4 separate regions of the Homo sapiens genome follow, and regions 1, 3 and 4 are each linked to region 2. The links are chromatin loops, found by intact Hi-C in ENCODE. Cell type or tissue: PC-9. All regions are shown on one strand. Each heading gives the region's core, and the rest is flanking DNA. Links, peaks and the distances in the headings are about the cores only. Region 1 overlaps LOC124901750 (a long non-coding RNA gene). Region 2 overlaps CALD1 (caldesmon 1). Region 3 overlaps CALD1 (caldesmon 1). Region 4 has its middle 12 kb from the start of AKR1B10.

Region 1 (7,509 bases), core at 1,250-5,249, 240 kb before region 2:
GATGTGGTCCATTCTTCTCACCGACAAAACAAGGACCAGCTCTTTCTTTTTTCTCTGCTTCTTTTCAGACAGAAGGTGTTCGGGGTAGAGAAGCAGAGTTTGATCTCAGTGCTGCTTCTTCTTCTAAGCCACCGTGTTCAGAGAGCTAAGCATAAGGCAGAATGGAGGTGAGAAATCGCTCAGAAATTCTCAAAGCCCAGGCAAAGGGAGATTTGATTTCCTTTTGCATGCTTCCCCGAAGTATGTTAATTCTGGCGTAAACATGGTCTGAGGCATTACTAGGGTGAGGAGAAAGGCGTGCTGAGAAAGGAGGCCCTTACTCTCATAGGCCTTTCGTTGCAGGTCACAGGATGTCACTGATGGGTTGTTCTGAAAGCATTTGCCCCCTGCCACCCCCACCAAGCAGAGTCCTACCCGCTTACGAAAGCAGTTTCTTTGAGGTCAAAGGCTGAGAACAAACTGCAAATAAAAGCATCAGTCTCCTTTGCAGCTGACTCACTTAGGTCACCCCAGGGAGCAGCCAAACCACTGTATAAGGGAGGGACAGCTCAATTTGAGGCATGTATAAATTAGGAAATGTGTAGTACTAATGGATAATTAATAGGTTGTTTTATTTGCAGAGCCGATAGACAAATTTGGCATTCCGTGTGTTCAGACCTTTAAATATTTATAACCAAGAGCCTACAGGAGTACTGTTTCTGTAGAGACTTTTCTGATAGAGTATTGTGAATTTCAAAGTGCCCTTGGCTAAGCCTTTCTGCGATTTCATTCCACTTTTTTTTTTTTCTGCATATAATGGCTAAAGAAATTTTCCTGGGTCACCTTAGTAAACACTGTGTGGTAGTACTTTGAATGTTGTAGGGACCTGGGATACACCCACTACGCAGGGCTAACTACCAAGCAAAGAAGTCCCTTTGCTCATTAGAACAGATGGAAGGGCCAAACCTATCACAATTTAACTTTGAGAAACCACAGGACCTCATTGCCAATAGACTTTTTCTGAGGTGGGCCCTGGAGACCCCTCTGAAAAGTATTTCAGGAAATGTGAGAAGTTCGTGTCCTCTTAGAAAAACTTCAGCTACTCCTAGGGAGTCATAAGCAAACCCCAAATTCCAGAAAGGGGCTTCTTGGGGATTTTGAGACTTTGGGGAGTTTGAGAACTTGACCTTCCCAGAGTACCCTAGAGAGGGGTGAACTGATCAAGAACCATACACTCCATGGTACCACCTGCAAACCCTCTTCCTCACACCCAAAGGGAGTTCTTGGCCCTCACTGGGACTCCTTGCACCCCGGGGAAATGGGTCCAGGAGAGTTGAGCAACTCATCCAAAGTCCCACTACAGTGAGTGTCAGGGCTAGGGTTCAAGCTCACATCTGCCAAACCTCAAAGCCACACTGCAATATAATTATGAAAATAATACGATACTTTTGGTTACTGAGGCATGCTTCGCTGAACCTCAGATTCCTTACCTATCAAGCAGGGCTAATAACACCCACACGCAGAGTTAAGGTCAGTGTCAAATGAGATGATATGCTTATGTCGAGCACCCAACATTGTTTCTGGAACATAGAAGATGCATAACATAGGATTGCTATAATTTTTACTGTTGTTGGAGAGTGGAAACAAATCAGTGGGTTAAGGGAAGAGTGCACATTATTGTCTATAACCCAATAAAGAGAAAAATCAGTGATCTTTGGGAATTGAAAAGAAGTGTTACAAATTGTCACCCTATCCCACTCTGACTTAACAAATCTTTAGATCAGCCAATGAACAACAAGAATGATTGTTAGGGATGGTTGTAAGAGATTGGGTGGTGATATACTCAAGCCTGTTTTGAAGAGTGAAGCAACTCGCAGAGTTGCAAGTACAAATAATAAACGGACAGCAAACAAGAACATAGGAGCCAATCTGCTGATACCAGAAAGAGATGATCTCTGTCCTTCATTCAGCATGTAGTGAGCAGCTACCACATGCTGAGAACTGTGCCGGTATAGATTTGTGTCCCTCTCAGGAGGGTGCTTCTGGTGCTAGACAGAAAATTGGACACTCTGTGGGATCACTGACATGTCTGTAATGATAGGGAAAGACCATCCTAACAGATCCAGGTAAGCAGAGGACAGTAACACGGCTAAAAAGCGTCCAGTAGTAACAGCTGCTTCCACTGTTGACCATTCTTCTGAAGCACAGTTATATTTATTAGAAAAGCTTTTGCAAATATAATTTTACTAAAGTTGCAACATTTGATGTTAAATTCCAATGGGATCCACTTTCCTGGTAATGTGTCCAGATCCCTTGGGGGAGCACATGGTTTTGATGAGTGGAGAATACTAGAATACTAGAATGATGTGATTATTTCTACCAACCAAACAATGAATTATTCCTGCCAACCGAACAATGAAAAAAAGGGCTTTGTTTTGTTTTTGGTTCTCCTGCACTTATGTAGCTGTTGGAGTCTCTAGAAAGAAATAGCAGAAAAATATTTTGCAATTTCAAAGAGTACCTGTGGCCAAATGCTATACCATTCAAAGTTAGAAGTAGTTTTATGAAGTGAGTCAGTAAATTCAAGCAGTAGCTTTCTAATATTTGAGTGTTCTGTAAGCCAGTGGTTCTAGTATTTTGAATTCATTTTAAAATTAGGGACCAGGCACCCTGGTTTTTGCTGTAATCCAAATACTTGGGAGGCCAAAGTGGGAGGATCACTTGAGGCCAGGGGCTAAAGACCAAGCCTGGGCAACATAGCGAGACTCCATTTGTACAAAAAACAAACACGCAAAAAAATTAGCAGGGCCTGGTGGTGTGTGCCTGAAGTCCTAGCTACTCAGGTGGCTAAGGCGGGAGGATCTCTTGAGCCCAAGTTGAGGCTGCAGTTTTCCACAAAAGAAAGGACTTTTTCCACATTAACAAAAGGAGGATAAAAACATAGACTAAGGATAAAAGAGCCTCCTTTCCAAGAAAGGATGATAGGTAGCCTTAACCTTGTGGCATATTCCAGCTAGGTTTTGGCTAATGTCTGCATACTTTCCTTTGAGCATAAGCTGCTGGACTGCATTTTTTCACCCCCCGCCTTCATTTAGGTGGGGCCATGTGACTAGTTCTTAGCAATGGAGTGCAGAAGGGATGCATGCTTCCTCCGGGCCAGGTGGCTAGGTGCACGTGTGTCCTCTCTACCCTCCCTTCCCAGGTTCTAGAAGATGGCAGAGCCCCTGAATGGAAGGAGTGCAGGTCCCAGAATGACCACCGGAGCAGTCCTCACGTTCATGGACTGTGATAGAACTGCAAAATAACCCTTTATTGTGTTAAACAATTGAGATTTGAGGGTTATATATTAGAGGTGCATTATTATTTAGCTTAACTAGCACATCCCAATTCATGAATACATTTATACATTTATTTATTATATTTACTCTATGTGTTAATTTTTCTAACTGCTCTGTGAACCAGTAAAAACTTCATTACAGACAAGTTTGGGAAACACTGCTATATGGCCTGGATTTAGAAGTTCAAAATACAGAAGGGTAGAAGTTAGTGAATCATACCATCAAGAATTATGACTGGTTTTTTGCAATCTTTTTTATTTTTAAGGACTCTAGCGTAAAATTTACTAGTTACTCTACATTAAAAGGCCTATTTCTAGGGACTATCAAAGAATCACATATGTTAATTGATACAGAAGAGTCATTTCTACTTGGTCTATACCACACCATCTAATTTGATCTTAGCCTATCAGCATCCTGATATTTACTAGAGGCCTAGTGAATTTTCTGTTTCAAGTGTAATATTTAAGGCAACATTACCAAGTGCTCCTAGGAAAAGTCACACAAAAAATAAGTGATCTAGAATGTAACATTATGAAGATCTGGACAGGAAGGATTCAGATATCAATTTTTTAGAAAACAGCCCCTAGGCTGGGCATGGTGGCTCACACCTGTAATCCCAGCACTTTGGGAAGCTGAGGTGGGCAGATCACCTGAGGTCGGGAGTTCGAGACCAGCCTGAACAACATGGAGAAACACTGTCTCTACTAAAAATACAAAAATTAGCCAGATGTGGTGGCGCATGCCTGTAATCCCAGCTACTCAGGAGGCAGGAGAATCACTTGAACCCGGGAGGCGGAGGTTGCGGTGAGCCAAGATGGCACCATTGCACTCCAGCCTGGGCAACAAGAGCAAAACTCTATCTCAAAGAAAAAAGAAAATAGCTCCTAACTAATATATAGTTACAGAGATAGATAGACATATAGATAGATGATAGATGATAGATAGATAGATAGATAGATAGATAGATAGATAGACAGATAGCAACACCAATTAAAAAAAGAAAACCCTCAAATCACTCCAAACCAAAGGTAATATATTTTAAAAGGATACAGAGGGCAAATGAAATATGAGATTTATAGTGCCTGAATGTCAATCCTTAGTTTGACTCTGAAAGTATTAATGATAGGTAAGGTTTTGACAGTCATGTGTCCTGACTAACAAGTTAATAAATCAATACACAAAAGCAGCATTTTCAGTTTTTCAGACTACTTTTCATAATGTGACCAAACATGCATTGTGAAATCAGTCTGAAACTAGCCTCTTTTGTGAGGATAATCACACATTGCCCAATATCTAAAATGTCCCCAGTGCCTTCAAGGGCGTAGGTGCTAATTAAGGCCTTTGGAGTAGGTTTACAACATGCACACACACACAGTCTCATTATATTAAAAGTGGCACCTCATTTTTTTCTAATTTCAAATTTTATTTTAAATTTGTGTGGGTTCATAGTAGGTGTATATATTTATAGGGTACATGAGATGTTTTGATACAGGTATGCAATGTGTAACAACCACATCATGGAGAATGGAGTATCCATCCCCTCAAGCATTTATCATTTGTGTTATAAACAATCCAATTATATCTTCCTTTAGTTATTTTAAAATGTGCAGTTAAATTATTATTGACTATAGTCACCCTATTTTGCTATCAAATTATTCATTCTTCCTATTTTTTTGTACCCATTAACCATCCCCACCTCCTTTTCACCCCCCACCCCATATCATTTTTTGACCAAATACCATTACTCAATTTGGTAACAGTAGGGACCATTCATCTGATCATCTCCCCAAATAGAATCATACATTGACTACGGTGCACATTCAATACTCTTCACTGACAGCCATTGGTTGAATGACCCCTTTAATTTATGAGACCTTGGTCTGAATGACTTATGGCTGTTTCCACAACCTCAAGCCACCTTCTAAGATGTGAAGGAGATAGTGTGAGGTGGATAGTACACTCTGTTTGGAGGCAGACGTTCTGGCTTTCTTATTTGCCAGCTGTGAGTACTTGGGCAAACAACTTAACAGCTTGAGGCCTTGGTTTCTTCATGCCACAGAAGTTATACAGAGTCTTGGGAACATTTTGAGCATAAATGGGATAATGTATAAATAATATGATACATGGTATGATTATTTATTATTGTTATTTAAAGGCATATACATAGCCTGTGAAAATAACATCAAGATTTACAAGCTTTTGGATCCATGAAAGTTAATTGGAATAAGTTTTTCTCTTTGCAAAGTAGACAGCTCTTATTTGTTTTATTAGTCCTGGAATGCTGCTTAAAAACTCAGTCACACCACTACAACTTGAGGGATTAATAAAATGGGTGACAATTTGAAAAAGACCTTTACAATTTCCAGCTTTTTCTTTACCATTCACAAAGCACAAGAATGCTATTGAGACCGAAATAAGCGGGAGGTGGAGATTTAAAATGGAAAGTACCATCATGGGCATCTGAAGTTTCTTTTGGATTAGGCTCTGTTTAAAGAATGGAAAATATTTTTGCAATGGAAATTCTTGACATTAAGCCAAACACCTTTGTTGGATTATTTTCCTCTTGGGAGAGCTGATGCTCCCTCCCAGGCTGGCCACCTTATCTCTTTAGGGACTGACATCCCATCTGTAACCAATAATTTCAATATGGATTTTTTGAGCCCTGTATTTCCAGGAATTATTATTATTATTTATTTTATTTTTTTGAGACAGAGTCTGGCATTGTCGCCCAGGCTGGTGTGCAATGGCTCGATCTTGGCTCACTGCAACCTCTGCCTCCCAGGTTCAAGCAATTCTCTTGCCTCAGCCTCCCAAGTAGCTGGGATTACAGGCACCCGCCACCATGCCCAGTTAATTTTTTGTATTTTTAGTAGAGACAGGGTTTCACTATGTTGGCCAGGCTGATCTTGAAATCCTGACCTCGTGATCTGCCTGCCTCAGCCTCCCAAAGTGCTGGGATTACAGGCGTGAGCCACTGCTCCCGGCCAGGAATTAATTTTTAACAATAGATTGGTACAGGATTAAATGGCCCAGAAACAGTTAAGTATCAAAATGTCTTCCTATGTGACCAGTCTTTTAATTGCAGCAGAATAATACAATATTTTTTACATTTCTACAACATATATTTATTTGTAGAAAATTTGGAAAATGCAGGAAAACATAAAGACTAAAGTAATAACCACCCATAATCCTACTTCATTTTTGAGCCTAGCGTTTCAGTTTTTTTCTATGTATGTACATATATTTATACACATCTATATGTATGTTTACATGTGTAATATGTGTAATACATGCTTTGAGAGCTCATATTTACAAACTTCTAGAAACTGGCTTTTTTTTTTTTTTTTGAGATGGAATCTCGCTCTGTCACCAGGCTGGAGTGCAGTGGTGCAATCTCAGCTCACTGCAACATCTGCCTCCAGGGTTCAAGTGATTCTCCTGCCTCAGCCTCCTGAGTAGCTGAGATTATAGGCACCCACCACCATGCCTGGCTAATATTTGTATTTTTAGTAGAGGTGGGGTTTCACCATATTGGCCAGTCTGGTCTCCAACTCCTGATCTCAGGTGATCCGCCCACCTCAGCCTCCCAAAGCACTGGGATTACAGGCAGAACCGGCTTTTTAATTTAGTGTATCATGAACATTTCCCCATGTCATTGATTTTCTACTCCAGAATGATTGTAAATGACTGTAGAGTGCCTCACGGCAGTGGGTTTTGCTGTGGCCTGGCCACAGGGTTCAGGAAGCCTTTCCCCAGGGCAACACTGGGTTGTACTTCCCTGCCTGCCCTGCTCTGTAGGGGAGCACGGGCTCTAGGCAGGGCATCCCATAGAGGTACCCGCATGCTCTGCCACCGCCAAGGTCACGCTCCCTGTGTTGTCCCATGGGGTTAACCGAACCAGCAGTTGCACCCTCTCGTGCTTGAGGATTTTCACAGTCTCAATGGGAGGGGGAAGGGAAGGGGAGGAGGCTTCCTATAGGGGCCACCCTGCATGTGAAGGGTGCCAGTGTGGCCCAGCAGTGAACCCCCCAGGCTGGTGTCAGGCTGACTGGTTTCTGAATCCCTGCCCCACTGTACTCTAGCTCTAAGCCCTCCGGCAAGGTTTCGAACCTCTCTGGCTGAGATAAGGTGATAACAAAAGTGCTTACTTCAAAGAGTTGTGAGAATTAAGTAAGAAATCCGTGCAAAGCAT
Region 2 (7,509 bases), core at 2,226-6,225:
TAATACCCAAAGAAGACAATCAAATGACTTAAAACTTATCAATAAAGAGCAAAAAACTGTGCTCTGCTTTGTAAAACATGCACTTTAGGCCAGGTGCAGTGGCTCACACCTGTAATCCCAGCACTTTGGGAGGCCGAGGTGGGCAGATCACTTGAGGTCAGGAGTTTGAGACCAGCCTGGCCAACAAGGTGAAACCCATTCTCTACTAAAAAATACAAAAATTATCTGGGTGTGGTGTTGCATGCCTGTAATCCCAGCTACTCAGGATGCTAAGGCGGGAGAATCCCTTGAACCCGGGAGGTGGAAGCTGCAGTGAGCTGAGATCGCACCACTGCACTCCAGCCTGGGCAACAGAGCAAGACTCTGTCTCTTAAAAAAAAAAATGCACTTTAGGAGTAAATCTTCACAGAGTATCTGAAGAATAGGTGAGAAGAGGTGAGTGATCAGGTCAGGATAGAACCTCCTAGGCCACAACACCTAAAGTCCTGAGTTCTTATGGCCTACCTTTCCTCTGGATTTCTTTAGAATGCTCATGGTTTGTAACTGTCTTGAAAAGAACCATCGTGAATGCACCTCACCTGTTTTCACACTCATCTTTTAAGAATGGATGAGATGATATAAGTGAAGTGATTTGAATTCCTTTACCCCCTCCCCCACAAAAAGCTATGTAAATTCAGTATACTTTTAAATAATCTGTCTCACTTACTGAAAGAAACACAAAACGCACAAAATATGAAAGCTAACACCTGCCCTCCATATATCATCTTCCTATGTCTCCCACCACAACCACAAAACTACTTCCAGAGAACTAAATTTTTATTGACAATGGAAATCAAGGTAAACCCTGGAATTTTTCCTATTCCATTCTAACTTTAATGGTTTAGATGACTACAGACATGTTCTCACAGACCCCACATATCTTTGGATCCTCCTACTAAAGGTAGGGTTAGTAAATGTCCCATCCTTGGGACATAATTTACTCAGTTGATTAAAATACTGGTCTTCGCCAGAGTTGGTTTGGCAGATCTAGCTAAACTGATAGGTTTCCTTTTCTTTCTTTCCCATTTGTGTCTCTCTCACAGATTCTCTCACCATCCAGGAAGAAACCTGTCTAAGCAACGTGGTCATTCTTCCATCAAAGCCATCCTAATAATTGCTCTTCCCAGTGGGAACTGCAAACAGCTACTTTTACATGAAGTTCCCAGAACTTAGTGGTTTCCAAACAATAGTACTACCACTGCTCTTGAAAATAAAAACCTCAGTGAGATCAGGGATGATCTTACCTTCTTAAAATTGTGGTAAAGGTGTTTGTTCACAGGCTAAAGGACCATAGCTCATTCTCTAAGAATTTCACCTGATTCCAACTCTACCACATCTGAGTGGTTTCTTTCTGAGTTTTCTGCCTTCCTAACAATTTTGGGTCTTACTTGATGATACCAACCAAAACCTAATAAGATTTTTCTTGTTCTGTTTCTTCCTGATATGTACTGTTGGTTAGATCAAAGATGAAAAGATTAAAAAGGACAAAGAACCCAAAGAAGAAGTTAAGAGCTTCATGGATCGAAAGAAGGGATTTACAGAAGTTAAGTCGCAGAATGGAGAATTCATGACCCACAAACTTAAACATACTGAGAATACTTTCAGGTAAGAAGTAGCAACTAGTTAATAGAAACTGTGTTCACATGCAAAGAAAAAAAAAAAAAAGTCAGTCTTCCCATCCTGTGCTTCCAGACAGAAACGTGCTAAGCAGGCAGCATGCTTTTGTTGTGAGGTCATTAGCCATTGTCTTAGAGATACTCAGTCAGCAGGTCCAGTTCTTATATCACTAACAGAAGACCAGCAGTCATCGCTCAGACAGGGCTTAGTCTGCTTTTCCCATTATTTTGAAAGGCAGATCATGCTTGGCATCCATGTTTTTGTTCACTGACCTTTTGTGAGATTAGTGTATTAGAAAACATTATAACTGGGATTCATGTCATTCAATGATTCTCTATATGGTCTGACCACCTTCCTAAGAGACCTTTCTCAGTACCATTTTCAAGAATGCATTTTCTAAAGGTTGTAAATAAATATTGCATAAGACTAAGATTGTTTTGTGGCGAAATACTTGGGAAACACTGGATTAAGCTAAATTCCTCAGATTTCTTTACCACATGACTTTGAGAGCCCTTCATGTTCATTTTCATTGGAAGTCTCTAAGAGGGAGTGAGAGGTATGGACCTACTGCTCTATTTTATACAGTTTGGAAAAACTCTCTTGTATAGCTTGAGCTTTCCCCTCAACATAATCCCTTACCCCATCAAACTGAAAATCTGGGCAACTGATTATCAGACAGACGAGACCAGTATATTCAGGTAAATCCTCATTTCTAAATACAGTCGAATCCTGAGAGCTCTCTACCAATTTTGTAGAAGAACTTGAGGTGCAGACACTGGGCTGGCTACGTGATTCCTGTGCTCCTTCCCCACAAAACACTCTCTCCAACCACTGGGGCCAAATTCCAACCTCTGTTTTGTCACTGGTTGCTGTGCCAGATGTGCCGGAGAGGAGTCTTGGGTCCCTGCAATGTGGATTTCCCCGGGCTTGTTCCTTGGCTGCAGGCTTGCCTAGTGACCCTGTTTTTCTGAACACTTCAAATAAGAAAGTCATCAAGCAGGTTTGAGGGAGAAATCTGACATGCTCCTCACACCAAAGCCTTTGTAATATTCAAAAGCAGGCGGAGCTACTAGGGATGGATATTTCAGTCTCATCCAAGAGGCTAAGATGGATAAATACGGTTGCCCCAAAACAATTTTTTTGTACGTAAATTTAAGCAGAAACCTATTCATATTTATCCAAAGGAGAACCTAAAGCTCACAGAAGAAAAGGTGTACATAAAAGATCTAAATAAAATGATGAAGGTGTAAGAAAGGTAGAATCTATAGATATTACTTGGGATTGCCAAGAGAATAGATGTGAAAATTAAGTTTATTGAACATTCATAGAAAATCTACAAAGCGAGTTGATTCAGGTTGGTAAGTTGAGTCTAAAACTTGCTGAAGTGTCTGTAGTTTAATGTTTTAAAGCCCTAGAATAGTGTTAGGTTCATGAAAAGTGTTCAATGAATATTACCTAATATTACTATTTTTTAATAGTTTAAAAGATGTCTTGTAAACATAAGGTTCTTTTAAGGTATAAGTTTTTTGTTAAGAGAAATAACGTTTAAGAAAATCTGTCAGTAGAAAAAAGTCTGTTTAACAATTAGCAAACTTGCCAACAAGCTTCAAAGCTCAAATTAATAATTAACATGCCTATTGTGTAGAAATCCAAAAAGCTGGGTAATTCGAAGAAAGGAATAGTCACAAGAGATGGTGACAAGTTAAGTGCTAAGAACACTTACGTGTGACTCTGGCCTTAATTTTTCTATTTTGGGCAGGAAAAAAAAATACAGGAACAAGCTGCTACCATATTATTTATTTTTGTTTAGCCACCAACGTATGTGAGTTTTAGTTTCAATTAGAAGTTCACGCTGATTGAAGTAGAGAAGTATAGTTTTGCTCCATATACATATAAAATGAGGAGAGAGGAAGAGAGTATCCGCCTAGCCTCTATTTAGGTAAGTTTAGTACCTACCAGCTTCACTGAAAACAAGCTGTGTTCTTAATGGTCAAAGGCCTGATACTCATCTTGACTTACACCTAAGGAAGCCAAGGACGGGGGTAGGGTGGTGGGGGTGGGGTGCGGGGAGAAAGAACTTTATGGAACGATTTCCACATTAAGTGGCACCCTAATGCTGAGGTCATGCACATAGGCAGAGGTGGTGTGAACAAAACTTTTGCTCCTGTTTTGAGCATAGCTGCTTATGTGTGATTTAATTACTGTTCCCTTTGATATCTGCATTTTCTTGTAACTCGTTTTCTCTAAAACATGACATAAAAATCTCAATTCAATGAGCAAGATATAGCGATGCAAATTATACCAAGGGTTTTATAGAAAGTGCAAAATGGTTTTTTGATTTTTTATTTTTGAAGGTAGAAATTAAAAGATTTTTTCCGATTATAGAAAAAAATACTCATTATAAAAACGCTCAGAAAATAGAAGAATAAAAATAAGCACCCACCACCCAAAGATAACTAGCAGTAACACTTTTTCCAGATATTTATCTATGTATATAATATTCAAGATAAATGCACACACGTGTGTATATTTATATGTAGTATATACGTGTGTGAGTATACTTATAATTTTACATTGATTCTTGCACTGTGCATAAGAATGTGTCATAGCTTGCTTTCTATGCCAATAAATATAAGCCTATAATTAATGATATTAGATTCTACTGGATGGATGTATTAGGACTTATTTAGCCAGTCCCTAATGACGGACATTTTGATTGTCCAAAATGAAGACTGAGTGACACCTAGTGGAATCCATAGATGTTTCTATAGGCATGTGTTTTGCCGGTCCAGTTCCTGTACAGTAATATGATGAACACAAAGAGAGAGCAAACTCATTTTTGGAAGGAAAGACCCTAAATTGACTGAGAGAGGAGTCACAGGCCTGTGAACCTAGAAGACCCTGAAAGAGCCTTTGACAGCAAGGTTTTGAGGGACCCTTTAACCTTGTTTGAGTTCAAAATAAAAGTTTACCTGTAACTGGCATGAGCCTAGACCAATAGTTCTAAATTTTTTAACCTAAGCCCTTAGTAAGAAATAAATTTTACATAATGACCCAGTACACACCTGTATATATTTTTATAACTGAAACAAGTGTGTCAAGAAATGGTACTTTGTTTTGCTCTATGCAGTGCACTCTGATATTTTCTGTTTTTTTTTTTTTTAAATGTTGATTACAATCTACTAAATTGATTTTCTGGTCTGCAGCTTGAAAATTATTGTTCTGGAGGACACAGGATATTCAGAACTACTTCAGTGTTTAAAAAGCATGATATATAATATACATATATATATTATAAAATCAATATTGCACAGTGTATTTCTTGAGCCCATTTCTTGTTTTATTCTTCCTCTTGTTTCACAGCTAGAAACACTGTACCATTCTTTACATGTAGTAAATGATGTTAGGGTGTGATAATTCCTTTGTTCCTTAGACAAAAGTGTCAGGAATAGGATATCTACGTTGACATCTAGTTAAGAATGACCTTACTACTTGCTAATAAGTATTTAAATGGCAAAGCTGTATCTCTGTCTCTTAAAGACTACTTATAACAAGGGCTTCAAGCCTAAATTAAGCCACTAAATTCTGCTTAGTGAAGTCCCAGGCAAATCCAACTTAGGTGAACTCTGTGTTAGTGAAAACTCTGCATTCTACTGAAGTTCTACTTTGAGTATCGACATGTTTTAAAATTATCAGTGTTCTAACTGTATCATACAGTAAATTTATTAAAGAAACTCAGGGGTCACAGTAGGTGCTAATGATATGTCTTCATCTTTTTATAGTTGTGTAAAATACTAAAAATACCAGTTCCAAAATAAAATTTTACCATAAGGACTCTTGGGATAGCATTCTGTCTGAAGTCTTAATATGTTCCCAATTCTGCAATGAAATCCCTGTGTATCCTCCTTAATCACAAAAGAAAATTCAACATAATTTCAATTTTAGTTCTTACTTACATAAAAACGTACCCATTTCTTCCTGTTTTATAAGCTGTTCTACCTGATGAAGCTTCTGCTTCATCTCAGGCACGGAAGGTAGCTAGACCTAGACTGTAGAAACTCTAGAGACAGAGGTAGGAAACGCTTCTCTCAGACTCTATCCTGAAGGTTTGAGGTAAGAGGTGGAGAGATGGAATAACATGTTCTATTTCAGTTTATTCATTGTTTCATAACAAAACGTATTTAATTTCAGGTATAATTATAGTTACAAGAAGAGTACAACTAATAGATAAGCATTAGAATCTGATCATGGCTCGACTGCTTTCTAGCTTCCAAAAGTTTGAGTATATTATTCTCTGTCTTACCTGTGGTTTCCTTGTTTGTAAGATGGGGATAATAAACCTAACCTGACATCTTCCCAGTTATTGTGACTGTTAAATGAAGTAGTGGATATGAAAAGGGTTTAGAGAGCATAAAGAATGACATGTAAGTAATAACCTTAACCACATCATACCAAGCTAATTTCATAATTTTAAGTCTGTATAAGGAGTATTCCAGTTGTATTGGGGTCAAAGAGCATAGAAAATTCACAAATTGAAGCCATAGGTTAATGCAGTCATTAAGGACTTTCCTGGAGCAGCTCTGTAAGAATAGACATAAATCACTGTGTTTAGCTCTTAATCAAGAGGCAATGGGTAATTTCGTCTGCCAGAGATCAGCTGCTAGAGTCAAGCTCAAGGCACAGTTGTGGACAGATGGATTTACTTCAATGCCTACCCTTAGTTACAGCCACTTTTTCCCATTCCCAGCGCCTGAACCTTTCTGTCTTCCCTCCTGATCCATTACTCCAGGCAGACCCAAGTTAACCAGTAACTTACGGGAAAGGACTAGTAAGGCCACTACAAGACTTTTGAACTCATTCACAAGTAACCTTTTGGACTACATGCCTCCCTTTCTAATAACAACTAATATTTATACTGTAGATGATATAGAAATTATAGTATATCAGTATGATATCAGTATGATATCATACTGATATAATACATAAGCCCATGCAACCCACTGAGGTAAATAGAATAAATAGTATTTACCCATTTTTCCATGTTGTAGCATGTATCTTCTTAAAAATTGTGGTAAAAACAAACATCACCTAAAATTTACCATCTTAAGCATTTTTAAAAGTACAGTTAAGTAGTGTGAGGCATATTCATATTGTTGTGCAACAGATCTCCAAAACTCTTTTCATCTTGCAAGACTGAAAGACTACACCCATTAAACAGCAACTCTTTATTTCCTGCTACCGCCCACCCTCTGCCTCTGGTAACTACAGTTCTATTTCTGTCTCTATGAATTTGACTACTTTAGATCCCTCATATAAGTGGAATCACACAATATTTGTATGATTTCCGTGATTGGCTTATTTCACTTAGCATAGTATCTTCAAGGTTTATCCATGTTGTAACAGGTAACAAGATCTCCTTCCTTTTTTTTTTTTTTCTCTTTTTTTCTTACAGACAGAGTCTCGCTTTGTTGCCCAGGCTGGAGTGCAGTGGCACAATCTCGGCTCACTGCAACCCCTGCCTCCTGGGCTCAAGCAATTCTCCTGCCTCAGCCTCCAGAGTAGCTGGGACCACAGGCACACGCCGCCACGCCCGGCTAATTTTTTTTTTTTTGTATTTTAGTAGAGACAGGGTTTCACTGTGTTGCCCAGGCTGTCTTAAACTCCTGAGCTCAGGCAATCCGCCCGCCTCGGCCTCCCAAAGTGCTAGGATTACAGGCGTGAGCCACTGCACCCGGCCTCTCCTTCCTTTTTAAGGCTGAATAATATTCCATGGTATGGCTAGACCACCTTTTATTTATCCATTCCTGCTATGATGGACACTTGGGTTGCGTCCATCTCTTGGTCCTTGTAAAT
Region 3 (7,509 bases), core at 1,794-5,793, 53 kb before region 2:
TTGTACTACTCGAACTGTTGCCTCCCTAGTGGTAGATTTCCCTTAGGTTTATGTGTTTCCATAGTAAGTGAATGGCTCTGTGCATGTTATGTGTGTGCATGTGTGCGTATGCATGCATGCGTGTATATGTGTGTGCCTGTGTGTACATGCATGTCTGTATGTGTGTGCATGTGTGCGTATGCATGCATGTGTGTGTATGTGTATGTGCATGTGTGCATATGCATGCATGCGTATATGTGTTTGCCTGTGTGTGCATGTGTGTCTCTATGTGCCTGCGTGTGTATGTGTGTGCATGTGTATGTGTGCGCATGTGTATGTGTGTGCATGTGTGCATATGCATGCATTCGTGTATGTGTGTGTGCCTGTGTGTGCATGTGTGTCTGTATGTGTGTGTATGTGTGTGCATGTGTGTCATAAGCGCATTAGGGCATATGCACAGCACTTCCCACATACCTCTCTTCCCTAGGGAATTGTTTCAAGGTAGAAGCTGTTCTTAAACAACTGCTGCAGACTCTAAAGTCTGGAACAGATCTTGTGGTCCGGTCTCCCACCTCCATGAAGTAAAGTTATTTTTAAAAAATCATATTTTCTTAATAAAGGACCACCCTGTGGTGGGAGCTGTTCCTTTCTATTACAGTCTGACCTCCCTCAAACCTTCCCAGCCCAGAATCTCTTTGATGAAAAATTAAACAATAAAGTGTCCAGAAACAAAGGATACTATGAGTAATCTCAGAATGGCCCAGACTTTCATTTTTCCTAGTAAGAGTCCTGAAGCATCATCAAATTCATGATACCTATTATCTTGCTGAAGGATGACTGGCCCACTTGTTCATGGTGCCAATGAATAGTCATTAGTTCACTTCTCAGAGACACCAGTTCTGGCAGCTGGACACTGGGTACCATTCTCTGCTATGCAGTGAAAGCACACAGGCCTGTAGGTCTCTGCAGGACCAGAACACTGTGCACAAATAACCTTTAGATTGTTATTTCTCAATCCTCTTACCTTGCCTCTCCAGCCCCAGGCACCAGGTCTCAGAGGACTCTTGGAAGCACTTGCCTAGCCCAGCCCTGCTCTCAGCTCATGATTCACTTGTTATCTCTATGCGTCTTCCCGCGTTGCCTGTCTTTCATTGGCCTTTGTGTTCTTCCTCTTCCCAGAGAGTGTCTGAACCAGGTCCAAGACTCACTTCTCTCTTCACTCTTCCCATGTCAGTACCCTACCAGGTAGCATGAGCTATAACACCACTGGGTTTTACTATCACAAACTGAAGACAGACAGCTGCTTCCCAAATGCATGCCCCTAATAACAAAGGAGGGTGCGCGCTGTTTCCCTTTCCCTCTTTTGGCAATTAGGGAAATAGCCTGGTGGACATCCTGTGTACAGCTGGCAATTAGCACACTTTCTGTACATGGATTCTGCACATGAGTGGAAGACTACTAAATTCTTGCTCTCCTCCATGGAGAATACTGGCCAGAAAGAACCACAATTTTTTTTTCTAGGTTTTTCCATTTTATGAACCTATTCTGAATATGCCAAAACCATACCTGTCACCTCAGAATTGGCGTGGGGGGCTGGGGAGGAGGGAATCAGGAGGTGATAGCTTTCTCGCATGGCTGCGACAAATAACTAGAAACTTGGTGGCTTTAAACGACACAACTTATTCTGTACAGTTCTATAGGTTAGATGTCTGGCACAGGTCTCACTGGGCTAACATCAAGGTGTCAGCAGGGCTGTATTCCTTCCTGGAGGCTCCAGGGGAGAATCCATTTCCTTGCCTTTTCCAGCTTCTAGAGGAAGTCACATTCCCAGGCTCTTGGACCCCCTCTCCATCTTCAAAGCCATCACCAGTCTGTCTGCCCACCCTGACAGATAAGCTCCTCTAACCACAGCTGGAAAGGGGTCTCTGATTTTAAAGAGCCATGTGATTCATTCCAGCACACCTGGATAATCCAGGATGCTCTCCCCATCTCTATGCCTTTAATTTCATCATATCGACAAGGTCCCTTTTGCCACGCAAATTAACATGTTCTCAGGTTCTGGAGATTTGCGGGAAACGTTATTCCACCTACCATAGAAAACCACCGACTTTTGTAAGTAATTGAAGGGAAAAAATTAATTGGGCAAAATTCGGTAGAAAGAGAAGCAGCAGAATGCCTCGATACATGTTTCTGTCTCAGTTCTAGAGCGAGAAACTCAGGACAAGTCAGTGTATATTTAAGTCCTCTTGTGTGAAGGCAGATGTATCTCTACTTTTATGGGTGTCTTATGTGCTACTTTCATCAATATATGTTCGGTGATCATATGTGTAATCAGAGATATTTAAATGCATATATACATAATGATATATAGAGATAATTAACTTTAAGTTTATTAAACTGTATTTACTCTATAAACTATGACTTCATTTTTTGTTTTGTTTTGTTTTTTGTTTTTTGAGATGGAGTCTCACTCTGTCGCTCAGGTTGGAGTGCAGTGGCGCCATCTCAGCTCACTGCAACCTCCGCCTCCTGGGTTCAAGCAATTCTCCTGCCGCAGCCTCCCAAGTAGCTGGGACTACAGGCACCTGCCACCAAGCCCGGGTAATTTTTGTATTTTTAGTAGAGACGGGGTTTCACCATGTTGGCCAGGCTGGTCTCAAACTCCTGACCTTGATCCACCTGCCTCAGCCTCCCCGAGTGCTGGGATTACAGGCATGAGCCACCTCGCCTGGCCTATAAACTACGACTCTGATGACCGCATAGTATTTAAGCAAGAAAACAACCAAAATGTTCTAGCTAAAGTGGAGACCACTTAACCTAACCCAATTAAACTTTAAGTTGAACACAAGAGTAGTAGATGCAGTTCAGCTCCATGACATTGGGTGAGTTGTCTAAATGCTCTGTGCTTTGGTGTCCTTGTCTGCGTGTGACATGAAGCCGCAGATCTCAAAGATCTCTTTCATTCCGTGAAAGCGCTCTCAATGTGTGAAGTTGACTGCTTCTCCTGCTGTTTACCAAGAGAATAATCTTAACTCTACATTGTGGAGATCGGATTTGTTCTCACTTGACAGAAAGCCAGTCCCACGAGCAGCTTGGTACCCAAATACCAGTCTGTTTAGTGCTCATTAGAGATGAAGAACCATATTCATAAGTCAAGCTGAGACGGAGTGTCATCTCCAGACAGAATCAACACCACCCCCTCCTCAGGAACTGGGATTTGGCTGCTTTCCAAGCCGCTGCTGACCAGGTTCCATTGCCCAGCTTGGCTGATGAGATCACTGGCAGAGTACCATGGGTGCAGACGGGGCCTGCTGTTTCAACATGTTCTCAGGAGGGCTCTTGCCCACATTTCTTGGAGAGGTGTGAGCACCAAACATGCTGAACCATCCAGCCCATCACTGAGCAGGGCCATCTCTCTTCATCCCTTTTCATTTGGTTTGCATTTTTATGTCATGCTCCTTCCCTGGATAAAAGGGATAAGAGGAGTTTCTCAGATTTGATTTCTCAGTGGGAACTGTTTGCTTTGGAAGCCACCTACACCAATGCTAATTGAGAACAGAGCTCAGAATGGGAGCCTGAGAACTGCACCCGGATGAACTTTTTGGTGGGCTGATTTCTGTTGATCTTGTCAGAATTAGGTTGTATATGCATGTAATACCATGATCAACTATTTTCCAAAAGGCTGAGCAAATGCATCAGTGTCTTTTTCCTTTGACCAGTTACTTACCTTGGAAAAATTATTTGTAGTTAAGCATATAAAGTCTTCATCAGGAAAACTACTGGAGATCCTGGCCCTGACTACCCAGCAATAACATTTCTGGAACTCCCGAAGCAATCAGTGCTCTCTGATCGCTAAACATGATGGGCTTCTATTAGAGAGATTACAGTAAAAAATAACAATCAGCTCTCTGATGATCCTGTGAGGAGGGAACGGGTTGGGAGGAGTAGATTTGGCTGAGGACAAGCCCAGACTTTCGTCACAGGGACAGACCAACGTGTTAACACAAAGGGAGAACACGGGAGCATCCTGCACCGTGCATTTCAGCCACAGATCACATGGCCCCTCCGCGGGCCCAGCCCACGCCCTGACCGCCCGGCCTGGCCAGGTCTCCGTATCTCTCTGCCCCGCCGCCCCTTCCCAACTGCGGACATGCTGGGTGGATCCGGATCGCATGGAAGACGCAGCCTGGCCGCGCTCTCCCAGTGAGTCCTCATTTCGTCTCTTTGGTTTTTTCCTTTCTTTTTTTTTTTTATAAAAAACAAACGAATTGTTGTAAAAAAAAAAAAAAAAAAAAAAATGTGGGAGTGGGAGGGGAGAGGAGGAGACACCAGGCAGGAAAGGAATGCAGTGAGTGTGTGAGTTTCAGACCTGTCTGAAACTTTCTGGTTTCCACTTCATGGTTGCTCTGATTCGCTGGCTTTTCTCGTTTCCATTTTAATGGTGGTTTGTGGACCATTTGCCAGGAGTTTATACCTAGGCACGGGTTTCTCCGTTTCAAATACCAATCCATAAAGCATTGTGTTTCTAAAGGTCTGCTGTTAATTTAGACCTTAGCCCTCCGTTCAGAATGATCCATTTGCAGGGCTCAGAGATTTTGGCTAAAGCACACATTGCCCAATCCTTAGAGTAAACAGCCAAAGCCCTCAATATACTGACCATCTGACTAAGACAGAACAAGACCCAGAGCATATGCTATTGATCAGGGAATTGTTCAGATAACGGACTCCAAGGGTTTAGGATCATGAAATCCTGGAATGTTAAAGCCAGAAGGGAGGCCTTTAGACTCTTTGGTGCAATGCTGTCTTTCAATAGGCAGGGAAACAGAAACCAGAGGGGCAACTCAACTTACCCCAAAGCAGACAACAGTCGGTAGCAAAGCCATGTCTTTGTACTCTCATGCAAAGGGCCGTTTTCACACTGGTGTTTATGAGGTTTGAAAAACTTACTGGGTCTTGGGAAAAGGTACCGCACAAGAATTAGAACACCAAATGGCCTTTCAGTAAATCTTTTCCATTTTTGAGAGTTTTGGCACCGATTCAGCATGACAATTGTTGTTCCAGTTGTTCCAGCGTTTGTGCAACAGTTAATCAAATAAACAGAGAAACTCATCAGGGTCCTAAAAACAAGACCCATGTCCATTACATTAGCAGATCTCTTGGAGAGCTAGTTTCCGTAAGTGTGGTTGGTTATTCACGTGGGAGAGCTCAAAGGGACTTTAGACGTTATCTGTATAGTCCAGTGCTTATCAAACTTTTTAAAAAATCAAATTTAATCTTAAGGGGAACGCTATTGTATAAAGGAGATGTTCTGGTTAAAGAAAAGGTTTGGGATCTAGAGCTCCTCATCCTCGCTCTACTCTGCAGTCATAGCCCACTGCACAATTCTACCCCTCTCCTCATCCCTCTTCTACCCCACCTCCCCACCCTCTTCATCAAAACTTCCTTGGAATCCTAGGTCTCCATGGAATAGTTCAGAAACCACTGATCTCATTGAAAGCCTTCATTTCAGATGAGGAAACTGAGGCACAGGAAGGGCTTGCCCAGGGTCACACAGCTGATCAGCAATAGAGCGTGGGATGCTAGGAAAAGAGCCCAGTCTGGCTGGCTGTCTCTCTCTCAACTCATGGTCCTGAGGCTTGTTTCCACTCCTTCATGCCTATGATTCTATCAGTCTCCTTTCTCTGTGTCTCTCTTCTCTGTTTACTCTGCCATTTCCTGGATTTCAACAGCTATTACCTCTCACCGGGATGGTTGTCATTGCCTGCCATCTGGTCCTCGGCCTCTGTCTCTCTCCCCTTTCTGATCCAGCCCCCTACAGCCCCCACCTATGAAGATAAAGTCCATTCTCCTTACTACAGCATTCAAATTTCTCCACAACATGCCTTCACTATTTCTTCCCATTCTGACTTCCGCCAGGGAGAATGTTAAAAACATTGTGGGGAAATAAATAAATGATGGGCATAATTTTACCAGATTCTGCAGAAATGACAAAAGAAATGCACACAGGGATGTCGAGATTTGTAAAAACTATAGGAGTACCTGATCCGGTGAAATAAGATCACTCACAGCTCCCCAAACTCAGCATATACAAGCCACCACTGTTTCTTGACTCATTCTATTCCCTACACAGGGAATACCCTCACCCTCCTGTTTCTGACCTCCTTTCTGTTCTGCAAGGCCCTGATCAAATGCTCCCTTCCTCTGTAAACCTTCCTCATTCCTCACTTCTCTCACTCTAATAACCTTTGCCCATCCTTCTATTACTAGCTTTGTACCGTCAATCGAGGAAAATGACGAGGCAAGTCTCAATCATTTTAGGAGGTTTACTTGCCAAAGTTAAGGATGTGCCTGGGAGATAGGTCTATGCCTTTATCTGAAGATGATTTTGAGGGCTCCAGATTTAAAGGGGAAAGGGTGGGGATATTGAGAAGTACACAATTTTCATCTAAGTGAATCTGTGTTTTGTACATAAGATCACATAAACAAAGGGGGCAGAGGAAAAATGCGGGGAATCTGCATTTTACGTATGATAACAGACAAAATGGGGTAGGGCGACACTCAGATATGCATTTGTGTCTGGTGGGCCAGGGTGACTGCACCTATAAAGATAAGCTGTCCATTTGCATTGCCATGGTGAAGTTTTAACAGCTCTCTAGGAATGTCCTTGTGGACAAAATATGGGGGAGGCTTGTGTAGCTTTTCACCTTGTAGCCATCTTATTTAGGAACTAAAAGGGGAAGGCTTTGAGTGACCCAGTTCCCGGCTTGACTTTTCCGTTTGTCTAAATGCGTTCGGGGTACCAAAATTTAATTTCCTTTCAATAAAGTTATTGTTGAACATAGCTATCTTCCCTCCCAATAAATGGCAATTCACTTGAGGGCAGGAATGATTTTGAATCTTTGAAGCTTCAGCATCCAGAACAGTGCTGATGCTCCAGAAATATTCTTTAAGTTTCCTATTATTGAGTAAATCAAACTCAATTCCCCTTAGTTTACCTTTTTCATTTGAACCGTTTGAACACACAAAGCCTTCACTCCTTTTGCTTTGCTAGACGTACTAGGTTAAATGCTAAAACAGGTGCTCAACAAAATGAATTCTAAGTTCCTTTGCATTTCCATCAGATAATTTATCTCTGTTTCATCACCTGTAGAGCAAGATTGGCTGTGATTTTTTAATGAGACATGTTAAAATTCCTGAATGCCAAGACCTACACAAGGGCCATGTTATTTTCAGGAGCAGTCGTGAATGGTTGTTCAGTTATTTAGATTTCAAGGCATGTTTAATTTGTTCCTACCAAGATCACTGAGAGATTCTGTCACTTGCGGTTTAATATTTTCACTGGTACTTTTATCATTTTCCCAAAGCCTAAGGAAGTTTACTTGCAACAAGATTTGGGGTTTCCTGTAAATATTTGTTTTAGTCCATAAAGGGTTATTTTTCTTATAGAGAAGTGTGCTTTTATATATCTTGCAGCTGAAAGTTAAAAGTTTTTTGTGTGTGTTACATTTTGTAACAAACATGGAAGGGTAT
Region 4 (7,509 bases), core at 1,603-5,602, 430 kb before region 2:
TCTTGGAGGGGGTAGTGTTGAAGCCCTGTTTTTCAGACCCTGGACATCTGCACGTAACTGCTCCACTGGCCTAGGGGCATGTCAGGTGCTTGGTGGGTTGAGGACCTGTTCTCCTTGGGGGAGAACACATAGTTATTTGGCTGGCACAAGAGCAGGTTCATCCTGGGTGAGACTGCTAGGTTATTCTTCCAGCTGTATTGGAGATAGCATGGGTTTGTTTCACTGTTGTGCAGGACAAGAGTCATAGCCAATCCTGGGACCAGCCTCTGTACAGTTGGGTACCATGTGGGTTTGGTGGAATGAAGATAGAGCCCCAGTGCTAGAGAGGCACAATGACTATGGCCCCAGAGCAGGGCACACTCCGGCAGTAGGTCTGTTCTCAGGATGGCTCCATGGCTCAGTGGCGTAAGGCGGAGTGCACACCTTATGCACCTCACCTGGAGTGACACAGCTGAGTGAATTCTCAGCAGCTTTCCAAACTGGACTCAGCGCTTACCAGGATGTGGGATTCTCCCATAGTAAGGACTGGAGGTGTTTGCAGTGGCAAGGGGTGACAGGGGGTTCTTCTGTTTACCTTTTTCCCCTAAGAAGTAGTCCTCTTATCTCTGGGCCAGTCCGATCCAGGTGGGTGAGATGGGGCTGCGGAGGCCATGTGCCTCCATCCTGTCCTCCTGAGCCTCCAACCACCTCAGAAGCATCTCCACTCCCCTGCTTCACTCCATCGCTCTCCTTTTGGCACTCCAGTCAAATTTCAGCTGTATATTTATTGCCTTGGTCCTTTCTTGTAGGGAAGATAAGGGTCAGGCATCTCTAGTCAGCCATCTTGCTAATGTCACTCTTCTATTTAATCAAAGTTGTATGTGAAACAGGAGCCTTCAGAAATAAAACCTCCAAAACCTAGGGAAAACTGTTTTTATGCTTAGGTTTGATGAAGAATGAACAGCTGTGTAGAAATGTGATTGCACAAAAGGATGGGCTCTAATGGCAATATACTAAGAGCGGGTGGGAAGCCCAGCAAAGCCAGTCTGTTCAGATTCTTCTTGGCCACTCTGTTGAGCATTCCTTCCTCCTGGCCATATGGCAGGACCCCTATGGATTGAGAGTCTTATGGCCTACTATCAGATAAGGCAGGTAAGCTCCTACACAGAAAGGTGGGAGAAAGGTTAGAGTAATATTTTTAGGTTTTATGACTCACCTTGGGGAGAGGAAATTCTGGTTTCTATGATTCACTTCAGGGGAGAATGAGGGGCAAGAGACAGGAGGGTAGGAGAAGATCTTGCTTCTGAGCCTGCTTTCAGGGCCTTCCAATTTCCTTTTTTTCAAAGTGCTAAACTTGAGATACAGTTTTCTGAGCCCCAACAATCTTTTTTCGGTGTATCACCCCAATGTTCCCTTGCTCAGCTGTCATGTGAAGACAAATATAGCCAGGTGGTTAAAAAAAAAAACACACTATGAGGTCCCTAATCACCTGAAGAAGAAATCTCAGGTCTGCCCACCTAAGGCCACACGAAGTGCTTCCCTCTTGTGAAGGCTGAAATCAGCAGGAATCTTCCCCTGTGGGGAGTGAGGTTGGCACAGGGAACAGGGTAAGTTTCTAGGCAGCATGTGTAGGTAGGGAAGGGGTGCTGACATCGCGGCCTCTCAAACATCAACATGAACAGGTATCACATGGGAATCTTGTGAAAATGTAGAGTCTGACTCAGAGGGTCTGGGGTGGGATCCGAAATTCTGCTTTTCTGTCAAGCTCCTAGGTGATGCCAATGCTGCCAGTCCTCTAAACATACTTTGAGAAGCCAAAGAGGGACATGGAATGGGAAATGATGAGGATTCAAAGACAAAGTTTTCCTTCATTGGGAAATTGCCTTGGTCCACCTCTGGACCTGGGCTTGAGTTCCAGATTGTGTTCTAAATGGACTTTAATTTTTTATGCCTATGTAGACTTGGTTAAACCTTGTTGCCTTTCTCTAGAAAGCATTTTCTCAGGGCAAGTTTTGTGACTTTCCTGGAAAGCCCAGGACATAGGTATGTGCTACCCTCTGCTGGTTAAAGTCTGACATGTACACAATCTGCCGCGGCCCCAGGCTTGATTTTGGATGGGGTTTCCCGATCACACCTGAAATTGTCAAGGCAGTTCCAGGCCAGGAAAGGGATTAGATTGACTCCTTCAATCTTCTAGGTTTGCTCTGTAACAAACCTTTATTTTGGTTTTTGTAGTTGTTGTTTTGTTTTTTTGTTTTGACATGGAGTATCGCTCTGTTGCCCAGGCTGGAGGGCAGTGGCGAGATCTTCGCTCACTGCAACCTCTGCCTCCCCAGTTCAAGCAATTTTCCCTGCCTCAGCTTCCTGAGTAGCTGGGATTACAGGCACCCGCCACGACACCCAGCTAATTTTTGTATTTTTAGTAGAGACGGGGTTTCACCATGTTGGCCAGGCTGGTCTCGAACTCCTGACCTCAAGTGATCCGCCTGCCTCGGCCTCCCAGAAGTGCTGGCGTTACAGGAGTGAGCCACCATACCCAGCCTTGTAACAAACCTTTAGATACACACATTTTCTGAGCTTCACCACAGTGGCGAGAACTTGCTTCTATTGCAAGTAATGGGTCTAGGGTGGATGGATCTAACGCAAATATCTAACACATCTTCAAACGATGTGTTAGAACTGTTAGGGCACTTGCAATCATCTAGTATTGGGTGTTTCAGAAATACTTCGAAGGTTTTTTTTGCCAAAGAGAAAATAAATAATATGTAGGCGGAAAAAGCATTTCACATTATTCTAGTATGCCACCCCTTTTCTCTACTGAGAACCACCACAGTATCATTTTTACACATGAAGAAACTGAGGCTCAAAGTGGCTAATGAATAGGTCACATTGATAGCAGAAAAGCTGGCACTAGGACCTAAGTCCTGGCACATGCTGCCTCCCTGGGATTCCCAGGTCATGTCCAATGCTGCCTCACTCTGTGTGAGATGGTGATGACACTCCTTCAAGACCAGGATGGGTGACTCTCCAGAGCTTTACCACCCTCTCCTGCCCAGTAAGTCAGCTTGGCAAAAGTAGCTTCTTTGGTCAGAAGGAGAAGAAAGAGGTGACAGCAGGGAAGACTACACCAATTATTTTTAATAGAAGTTCTGTAGGAGTAGACCCAACCGTGGTTCTTTCCAGCCCTAGTTTGACAAGGATGATGTTGGTAGTGACCCCCAAGAGACCCTAGAACTGGGAATTTAAGCCCCAGGAGTCTTCTTTTAGAGATCACTATGGAAGATAGGGATAAATGAGATGGTGGGTAGTGCCACCCCCATCCCCTTTGTAAATAATAAAACAATATCCTTCCAGTTTCCGTCTTAAAACAGAGAGGGACTCCAGCTGTGATCTGAATACAGCAGGTTTCTTTACGTAACCCAGTTAGTAGAAATTCATCATCAGACCACTAGGGGGAGTGTGGACTGATTATGGGGAAAAGCGCCAAGAAGAAAGCAAAAAACAACGTGGCTACAAGTAGCCACCAGGAAAAGAGGGTGGAGAGTGATAGATAGATAGATAGACAGATAGATGATAGATAGGTAGGTAGATAGATAGATAGATAGATAGATAGATAGATAGATAGATAGATAGATTTGTGGGGAAAAATCTAAGTGGACAATTCTGCTGTCTGTTCTTTACTGCCTGCTGTCCTCTGAAACAATTTTAAATCTTCAACACCTTCCCTTCAAGTTCAGCTGAGGATCACTTTGCATATTTCAAGACGTCAGACGCATCGTGAAAATAGACAAGTGCCACCTAGTTGTCCTACTGTCAATTCCACCACCTCCCTCCATCCTCTGCTGTTGTATACTCAAATGAAGGTTTCTTCCTGTTACAGAAGGAGGCATGACTGTGGTCCTACCCAGGACTTTCTAAGGGATGGGAGAGCAAGAAGAGTTTCGGTGCATCTATTCTCAGATGCTCACGGAGTCTGAGCTGGTGCCTTTTATACCCTGCTGGTCATACAGACATATTCTTGCCATACAATCAGCCCCAGTGCCAGACTTCTCTGTGTGTGTCGGGGCGGGGGGTGGGGGGATGTGTCGTGTCCATGCCAGGTGCAAGTCATGCATCTCATCTGGGAGTTACATTTCTGATTTCAGTTAGACAGTTCAGGTGATTTCAAGGCCTGCCAGAATGAACCCTAACAGCACAATCCACCCTAGACCCATGGTCAGCCTTTTTACGACAAAACAATTACTCTTAGTTTGACAGCAATGTCAAACTCTGCCTCTCTCCTCCACTTTATAAGGACCCATGTGATTACATCGGGCCCACCAGAATAATCCAGGATAATCCCCTCGTCTCAAAGTCAGCAGATTGGCAGGCTTAATTCCATCTGCAACCTTAATTCTCCTTTGCCATGTAACCTAATATATTCACAGGTGCCAGGGATTAGGGCATGAACATCTTTGTGGGGGGCATTATTTTGCCTACCACACCCTGTGTTATTTCTCATAAGAGTATAAACTTGAGGCTATATCTCTGTTATGTCTGGAGTGCACAGGATTCAAAATGTTTGGAGTACACAGTCAAACTCCTTTCCTCTGGGTATATGGCTTTAACAAATATTGCTTCCCAAGGAAAGAGGCTCTACAACAGGGCCCATCTATTCCCCATGGGAAACGCTCTAATGCTTTTCCAAATTTGTCCAATCACCATGAGTCACACTATAAAAAGAATGGTCAGCACTGAGTCATGGTGCTTAAGCCGTGGAAGAACATGTCGGTAGGTTGCTTTCTCTAATTAAACATTTTCATTGACTGGGTGGCTTATAAGTCTTCTGTGAGTATGTAACTTGAAATTCTGCTGTGAGATGCCCTGGTCATTGTGTTGGGGATATCTCAGACTCCATTTGAATTAAGACATCTAATAACCCAGCTGTGCTGGCATGCAGGCTCATTCCCATTTCCAGGTTTGGGCATGTCATCTTAGTAGCTGCTATAATTGTCAGTCCTGTACTGTCATGCCAGGTAACTTGTCATCTTTGTCCCTCATCCTGAAATAGGATGCTTCTAGTTTTTCTATTTATGTTAGGTCTTTTTCTTCAACATGTCTTTCCTTATTAAAAATGAATTCTGCCTGGTCAACGATTTCTAGCCCAGTTTCCAATCTTCCTAAAGCTCTCTTACTTTGGGTGGGCTGATGCTGTTTGAGCCACCAGACACATTGTTGCCATTGAGTACTCATTGCTTTAGTGTAATTTGGAAATAAAGTGGAGATCCAAAAATGTTGAATTCTTCAGGGTAAGGACGTATAAGTAGTAGTGATCCCTAGGTAAATTTTGGTTTGTGTATATTGTAATGCTTCTCAGCAGACAGACTTAAAATGGAGCTTCTTTGAGCCTTGCACTCCTATTGGAGTGTTTTTCTTTTCTTTTCTTTTCTTTTCTTTTCTTTTCTTTTCTTTTCTTTTCTTTTCTTTTCTTTTCTTTTCTTTTCTTCCCCCAAGTTGGAGTCTCGCACTGTTGCCTCGGCTGGAGTGCAATGGCGTGATCTCGGCTCACTGCAACTTTCCGTCTCCCAGCTTCAAGCGATTCTCCCGCCTCAGCCTCCCGTGTAGCTGGGATTACAGGCACCCACCACCAGGCTTGGCTAACTTTGTATTTTTAGTAGAGACGGGGTTTCACTATGTTGGTCAGGCTGGTCTCAGAACCATACATGTCTAATTGCTGGCTTTTCATTCTCAGGAATGCAGGATCACCAAGTTGTATATCATTACTTTCTCTATCAGTGATCCAAGTATTTTAATTGTGCCTTCACCTCTTCATGGATTTTCTTTTTCTACTCACAACGGCTTTTTTAAAGACATAATTTTATAACAGATGGAGCATTCAATGGATAATTTATATCCCAATACCTTTCTTAAACCTTCACTAATCACAATTAATGGTCATGCAGTGTTCATTCAAAAGATTATTGATCAGTGTTCTCTGGATTTGACAGGGGAAATATTCTGCTGCTTTCTAACTTAAGTCCTAAGGCTCATAAGTTTGACCTTGATGCAGCTCACGTCTTGGTTTTTTAAAAGAGGAGGAGTTCTCAGCAGACAGAGTTCTCCCTCCCAAGGGGAATCTGGATCAAAACTTATGAGATAATATTATTCTCTTGCTCCAGCCTCTGCAAGGCACCGAATTGCAGGTAGATATCACAATCATTTGTTGACTTTTTTCTCCCAATGACAATCTTACCTTTCTTTCATTCATCATTAATTTTCATCAAACATTTTCCTACAAATGAGGTCCCTCTTTTCAGCCATTGGACAATTCCTATTGTTGGTAGCAGTATGGGACATGCCAGGGCTTCCCTTTACAGTCATTTGCAATCATTGAGGGTCAGACTAAATAAGTACAGAAACAGAGGACCATCTTGTCCATTAGGCAACAAAATAATTGCAATAGCCCCACTTTAGTGAGGTGTAGAAAAAGAATAATCCTTTTTGGTAATTGACCCAAGAATAATTGTATCAATCCCTAGGGAATTCTTGCAATTAGGTTCTATTTTATAGGTATAGTATCTTGTTTTGGAATATTACCAGCCTATGGGACCCTTTGTTGTATGAATAGCTCTGGTTCAGGGACTAGCAGGTTTGCCATTCAACAAGGAAATTGTGGTGAAGAAAGGAAGAGTTGGCTTCAAGTTTCTGTATTGTCTCCTATTTCCTAATCCGCTACAAAAGTGTAGCAATTTATCTAATGGAAACTCACCTTTAAATATTCTCATGTCAACTTGCAAAACATATCTCTGAAGATAGTAGACCAGCTTTTCAATCCTTTTGAAAGCAGATGCTTTAGTTGTTCATTCGAACTTTCTATAAACCTATTAACTTGATAGTGATAAGAAATATAATAAATTCATTGAATGTGATGCTTCTTGGGCCCTTGTTGTGCTGTGTGGGTAGTGAAATGTTTGCTTTAATTTGATGAAATATAACTAGGTGGGAAACACTGATGTAGAATGCTTTTTTGTTGTTGTTAGTGTTCTTTTTTTAAATTGTAGGTCCTAAGGGAAAAGAGGCTACTTGCTGGTGAATAAAATGTACCCCTCCTGTGGTTTGCCTGATAGCATGTTCCTGTATGCATCATTTCCATTCTATGATGGAACTTCTTTGAGCCTTGTACTCCTGTTGGAGTGCTTTTCTTTTCTTTTCTTCTTTTTTTCCCCCAAGTTGGAGTCTCACACTGTTGCCTCGGCTGGAGTGCAATGGCGTGATCCCGGCTCACTGCAACCTTTCCGCCTCCCAGCTTCAAGCGATTCTCCTGCCTCAGCCTCCCATGTAGCTGGGATTACAGGCGTCCACCACCACGCCTGGCTAATTTCTTGTATTTTTAGTAGAGACGAGGTTTCACTATGTTGGTCAGGCTGGTCTCAAACTCCTGATCTTGTGATCCGCCTGCCTCAGCCTCCCAAAGTGCTGGGATTACAGGCGTGAGCCACCTCACCTGGCTGGCCAAAGTGCTTTTCTGACATCACCCATGGAATGATGGGT

The links. Hi-C counts contacts between places; a loop is a spot of excess contacts. Peaks named below come from ENCODE experiments on the same cell type or tissue, not always from the same donor. Only the 100,000 strongest peaks of a DNase experiment are listed, where the experiment ranks them.
Region 1: it touches region 2 in a loop (3-fold over the local background); 58 of 110 quality-filtered maps call a loop at or near these places.
Region 3: a loop joins it to region 2, with 2.4 times the contacts of the local background. A loop is called at or near these places in 36 of 110 quality-filtered maps.
Region 4: it touches region 2 in a loop (5-fold over the local background); 11 of 110 quality-filtered maps call a loop at or near these places.

What each region holds. Positions count from the first base shown.
Region 1 is chr7:134,703,585-134,711,093 of GRCh38, forward strand. The region is part of intron 1 of LOC124901750 (a long non-coding RNA gene); the gene reads right to left. Among named protein-coding and RNA genes, the nearest start is that of BPGM, 60 kb to the left of the region's middle. RefSeq lists a silencer at 178-388. In PC-9, for the core only: no CTCF peak of the experiment used is centred there; a DNase peak (open chromatin) is centred at 3,067.
Region 2 is chr7:134,939,594-134,947,102 of GRCh38, forward strand. CALD1 (caldesmon 1) reads left to right here. Exons shown (of 15, transcript NM_033138.4): 7 at 1,499-1,644. Among named protein-coding and RNA genes, the nearest start is that of AGBL3, 43 kb to the right of the region's middle. In PC-9, for the core only: CTCF peaks have their summits at 4,392 (motif pointing left) and 4,593; no DNase peak of the experiment used is centred there.
Region 3 is chr7:134,887,492-134,895,000 of GRCh38, forward strand. All of the region lies in intron 3 of CALD1 (caldesmon 1), which reads left to right. Among named protein-coding and RNA genes, the nearest start is that of AGBL3, 95 kb to the right of the region's middle. In PC-9, for the core only: no CTCF peak of the experiment used is centred there; DNase peaks (open chromatin) are centred at 3,950 and 4,340; H3K4me3 peaks cover 1,733 bases; H3K27ac peaks cover 1,006 bases.
Region 4 is chr7:134,511,337-134,518,845 of GRCh38, forward strand. No RefSeq gene overlaps it. Among named protein-coding and RNA genes, the nearest start is that of AKR1B10, 12 kb to the right of the region's middle. In PC-9, for the core only: CTCF peaks have their summits at 2,035 (motif pointing left), 2,236, 3,432 and 3,633; DNase peaks (open chromatin) are centred at 2,025, 3,425 and 4,695; H3K4me3 peaks cover 993 bases; H3K27ac peaks cover 3,537 bases.